2 separate regions of the Mus musculus genome follow, and region 1 is linked to region 2. The links are chromatin loops, found by intact Hi-C in ENCODE. Cell type or tissue: left cerebral cortex. All regions are shown on one strand. Links, peaks and the distances in the headings refer to the core of each region. The heading gives the core; the rest is flanking DNA.

Evidence for each region. Hi-C counts contacts between places; a loop is a spot of excess contacts. Peaks named below come from ENCODE experiments on the same cell type or tissue, not always from the same donor. Only the 100,000 strongest peaks of a DNase experiment are listed, where the experiment ranks them.
Region 1: a loop joins it to region 2, with 4 times the contacts of the local background. A loop is called at or near these places in 6 of 42 quality-filtered maps.

The regions. Positions count from the first base shown.
Region 1 is chr3:39,813,628-39,816,433 of GRCm38, forward strand. No RefSeq gene overlaps it. Among named protein-coding and RNA genes, the nearest start is that of Gm46834, 100 kb to the left of the region's middle. In left cerebral cortex, for the core only: a CTCF peak has its summit at 1,412 (motif pointing left); DNase peaks (open chromatin) are centred at 1,105 and 1,397.
Region 2 is chr3:40,442,628-40,445,397 of GRCm38, forward strand. It overlaps Gm30184 (a long non-coding RNA gene), which reads right to left. Exons shown (of 4, transcript XR_389710.2): 3 at 2,474-2,578. Among named protein-coding and RNA genes, the nearest start is that of Gm30184, 9.8 kb to the right of the region's middle. In left cerebral cortex, for the core only: a CTCF peak has its summit at 1,820 (motif pointing left); DNase peaks (open chromatin) are centred at 1,573 and 1,780; H3K4me3 peaks cover 443 bases.

The DNA.
Region 1 (2,806 bases), core at 1-2,500, 630 kb before region 2:
CACTTACATTCACAGAGCTAATCAATAAAATGAGTCTGCTTGGCACATGTCCAAGTAGTCACAAATTCACTGCTTCAAGGAAACTTTGTGGCTGACAATTTCGTTTCATTTCATCCTTCTGCCTATGAACGCTCAGTTTGGATGTCAACAGTAAATTTCATTATTTAAGTTTGAAATACTTTTCAAAATGACCTTAAACACTAAAAACACTCTTTCTTTCTGAATTTGTGATAAATTTTATACAATGTAAATGGGATGACACAAATGAAGTCCAGAGTGGCTTTAATAACCCATGCAATGAGTACCTGTCTTTCCTATTCTTATGTACACCCACATTCAACCATATTTCCAACTTTATCTCCTGTTGCTACATAGTCAATACTGTCTCCCAGTGTCATAGTCACAAACCACAGTAACTATATTATGTGACAATATAGCCTTTCTACTACAGAGATCATCATTACTAAAGTATCTTCTTAGTAGTGATACTTTTCAAATAGAAACACAGTGTAACTTGTCAACAAGTAGTGGGGCAGAGCTTCAGAAAGGACCCTACTGATACTCCACTCCCAAAGAGTGCTAACCCTCACCCATGCCTTGCTTGTCTCCAGTCCCTGAGAAAAACTGCTATAGTGAAAGAGCCCATGAGGAAGCCACACAACCACGTGGGATGTGGAGCAAACCTGTGCCGCCAGGTCCACTTCCAGAGCTACAGAAATGGTGAGACATTTGCTATCTTGGGGCAATTAGATCTCTCTGCTTCATTCCAGTAGACTAAAAACAGAAGGAACTCAGGGACTCACATTAATAATCACAGGGTCAGGCATCAGAAGGATCAGTAGCTGGCTGGTCGATGGCATGGTGTACTGGCATCTGGGGCTTCCCAATATGAGGAAACTTACATAAATTGTCTCAATTAGTTATCATCTGCAGATCCAGACATATAATATTAACTATTTGGACACAAATCTTATTCAAAAAGTACCACACTTCAACCACACTTGTCTCACGTAGTTGCTTCTGGTATGTTTGTCCCTAAGTGGGATGAAGCACAACAGTCAGTGTGCCACAGAAACTGAAGAATGCCCCTGGGTGTTTGCTTTGCTCACACTTCACACTCAGAAATGTTACTGCAGGAGAGAGTAGCAAGCCAGTGACCCAAGCCTAAGCAATAACCATTTTCTGCAATATAATTATGCAATTGTCAAAGTTGATTAAGAAGTCAAAACAAAACCTGACAAATTACAAAAGAAAATATAGAACCCGAAGTGGTTTAAACTTAAAATATTTATTTAAGATTTTTTTGACATTGTATAAAAACAATAGGTTTTGGCTTACACACACTTTCACATGTAAAGATCCCACCCCGCCCACGGCATACGGGCTTCTCTGTGTGGCACTGCCATCTAGTGGCTAACTAACTAGTGGGTAGCCTGCTTTACTTTGAGCGAACAGTTATTGTTCCAGAAATATTTAATGAGCATCTGCTATGTGCAGCATACTTGTAACAAGCTCTGGGAGTCGTAAAATGATGGAAACTTAATTTCTGAGTGCAAAATTTTATTTGTTCTTTCCTATAGAATAAAAGCAGCATGGTAGAGAATCCCTTGCAACCTCCACTTGAAACTGTGTAAAATTATGAAGTTATGTACCCTGATGTTTAAAAAGTTTCTGGTAGAAAGTATAAAAGCAAAAAGCACCAAGAAAACAAGCCCCTTCCCCAAATCAACATGAGCAAAGGTCGTATGATCTCACAGAGACTGAAGTAGCAATTGTGGGGCTTGCACGGGATTGCTCCAGGTCCTGTGCACATATGTTATGGTATCCACTTCAGTAAGTTTATGGGGCTCCTAATAAGTGAATGAGTGGATTTCTAATTTGCTTGCATTCTCCTGGGTTCTCTTCTTTCTGTTGTTGTTACTATTGTTGTTGTTCTGTATGTGTCCAATTCCAGAATGTTAGTTTGTTTATGATTTTACTTTATTATTATCTCTTAGAAGCCTGTTTGGTTTTTAATGAGAGACAGAAATAGAGTGGCTTCGGATGGGAGGAGAAGTGTGTAGGAACTGAGAGGAGTAGAGGGAAGGGAAACTGTCATCGGGATGTGAGAGAAGAATCTATTTTTAATTAAAGAAAAAATAGCAATAAAAACTTCTGGTGCCTTCTAGACATCTCCACTCTCATATCCCATCGCCCATTAAAAACAGAAATTCCATAATGAAGCCAGGTTTAGTGAGGGACACAGCAGTAGTTCCAGCATTGGGAAATGGGGACAGAAGAATCATAAGTTCAAGACTATTCTCAGCTCTGCAGGTTTGAAGTGAGCCTGGGCTATGTAAGACTCCGTCTTAATGAATAAAGAAATTAATGAAAGAATGAGTGAGTTAGCAAGTGAATAAACCAATAAGTAAACAAACTTGTGATAGAATGTATGGAGGAGAATCAGGTCATGACAACAGAGAGCCTGTATACAATGTAAATATTCTGAATGCGATTCTTACGATGGACATTAGTCAGTAGCTCACAAATTTCTTCAAAGACATTTAGGGTTTTTTTTTTTTTTTAGAATAACAAAATCAAATTTTAACACATTTATTATGAGAATCCATGGCTTACTTTAGCATAATAGGATGTTTTTACAAATCTAATAAAATACAAATTATATAAACTTTCAGCTATAAGAATAACTCTTGGTCTGGTGGAGGCTCGATGACCCAGTGTAGGGGAATTCTAAGGCTCTGAGGCAAGAGTGGGTGGGTGGTGAGGGGATAGGGAGTTATGGAGAAGAAACTGGGAAGGAGGATAA
Region 2 (2,770 bases), core at 271-2,770:
AGGCTTACTCATAAACAAAGTAATGGGTTTGTTTGGTTTTTTTTTTTTTTTACAAGAGAAACAAGACATGCGGTGGCACATTTTAATCCCAGAGCTTGGGAGGCAAAGCAAGCATATTGTTGTGAGTCTAAAGGAAAAATCTTAAGAATTTGTGTTGAAGGCCTCAATCTATGAGAGATAACTCATGTGGTCTGCTCAGCCTGCCCTGTGCGTTGGCAGTCCAGTGGTCAACCGTGTTAGCTGCAATTGCTGTGCCATGAAGAGGAGTCCATCTTAGCCGAACAGAGCGTCAGAAGAGCGGAGCTGACACTTAGGTGACCACCATGTTCATATCCAGTCGTTTAAGGTGCTGACTCCCATGACCACCAACAGAAAGAGTGCTGCCAAATCCCTGCCATCTTCGATCCCGCTTTCCACAAAGTACACTGTCATCCTGATACCAAGGAAAGACTTGCAAGCTCTGCCTTACCAGGAGAGGAATGAAGGAACCAGACACAGAAGGACTCTGAACCTATAGTATATACACTGTAGACATTGTAGGTTGTATGTTATGAGATTTGGGCTATTTATAGAAAATGTCACACCAGAAATTAGTGAGTGTGTGTGTGTGTGTGTGTGTTCACAAGACACACAATTAGGAATAAAGAGCTACTCAGCCCACTAGACTATTCATGGAGACAGGAAGGGGTAATGAGAAGGAATTGGTGAAGTAAAGAATCTAGTGAAATGGTGACCTGAGTGCAGGGAGTGATGGGAATGGGGATAGACTAGTTAGTGAACTTGCCAAACAGGGCTCAGTTGGGAAGCGCAAGGGAATCAAGCTGTTGGGACAGCCAGTTCTTGATGGATTGATTAACTTCCAAATACCCATAAGGAGCCTCTTGTCTTTAGAGAAGAATCCAACATCTGGTTATTTAAAACTTGACCAGACTCCTCCTCATTTAAATCAACAGCTTGTAAAAGGCCAGAACAATCTTAATAATAATGGGTGGGTCGAATTCTCAGCCCACTTCCTACAAATAACAATTACACAAAAGGAAAGTTGGTAAGTCCTTGCAAGATTATCAAAACCAGTAACCATCAGGGAGGACCTTGAAATTGTATGTTGTTTCAATGGAAATCACCATTGAAACTGTTAAGAAGGACATCACGTGAAGCTGGGATCCATCTCTCAGGACAAGGGTGCATGTTGTTCCTCCAGAGGACAGGAGTTCAGTTCCCAGCAGCCAAGTCAGTCAGCTCACCATCCCAAGGTGCTGGTAACACAACAAAGTCCTCTTAACTGCTCAGCCGTCTTTCCAGCCCTGAGAGAGGTGACCGGCTGTTCAACCTGTGCAGTCTGTGCCTGTCCCTGTGCTGTGTGCTGCACTGTGTGTTATTACTGTCATCTTCAATCTGAGCGACTGGGGTCCCTCCCACCAGGTCTGCACGAAACTGGGTCTACTGACGTTCCCACGGACTGAGGAGAAAAGGCTCACAGAGATATGTAAGGATATCATGAGGATATGTGAGCAGCATCTGCTGGGAGGGGGTGGCTCAGTGAGTCGCGATGTAGCATCCGTAAGTGCTCTGTTGTCCTGCGAGTAACCTCAATAAGCTCAATGGTCCTCTACTCTGCAGTTGGGTGGAATCCATTTGGTCTGTCTCTGCCCTCTCTATTTAAAGTTAATGGAAACAGGCTCCCCGTGGAAAACCACGCTGAAACCTCTCAAACCCTTCTTTGATTGTGTTTTCTGGATGTCACCGAGATAGAAAATGCTTTTCAAAGCGTTCTTTTCCATATAGAACTTGACATTTTGAAGAGTCGCAGCTCCCCCTAGTGGCGGACCGCCGCGGTCCACGCTCAATTTACTTCTCAGAGAACAATAAAGTTTAAGCAAAGCTTCTGAGACATGGTTTCTTTTTTTTTTCCCCCTATAACTACTATAAAAGCTAATTCCTGTTTCTGAGATGGAGTATGGCTTCCAGGAGATGACCTGCAACTCACTGAAGAATGATTGTGGTCTAACCGAACACCGTATCTGGGCAGCAGGGAAAGACGTATTAAAATACAAAAAGTTTAGCAGGTTGTGAGACACAAGTCTGAGTTGGAATCTGCATTCTAGTCTCGTTCTGTTGATGCCTGGAGATGAGATGTGTGGCCAGAAATTGGATGCGACAACACTTCCCTTTCTTCATCTATGATACGGGGTTGGCAGCATTAATGAGCCACAGGGACCTGCGATTGAGGGTCTGTAGTGGAGACACAGGCCCTACAACCTAAAGACGGGCAATGGCTCAACAATTCCAAAGACCTGAGGTGGCCACTCTGACACATTGCCTACGGCCCATGTTTACTCTCTGACCCCCCACAGTGTGCTATCTAAGCACTCCAGGAAAAGAAAAAAGGATTGTTTAACCCTCACAGCAGTGATCCCATGAGATAAACATTACCATCAAACTCACATGCAAGAGAAGGCAGCTTGAAACTCACCCAATTTCACACCACCAATAATTGGTAAAAGCTGCAAGTCCGTGCTCCCATCTGTCTGCCATACTTCCAGAACACCACTTTCAGGGTGGGGGTTGAGGGGGTGTCCTGAGAAGACAGCCAAGAGTATGTGGGATCTTCAGTCTGACTATTAATCCCAGTCTTTTTTATACAATTTTTAAAAGATAATCAGCATAACCAACAACAGCCACAGAATTTTGAGTTAAAGAGAAGATATGAAATAATTACTCTAGATCCAAACCTTGGACTTTAAAGAACTTCTGAAAGCTCAGGAAATGT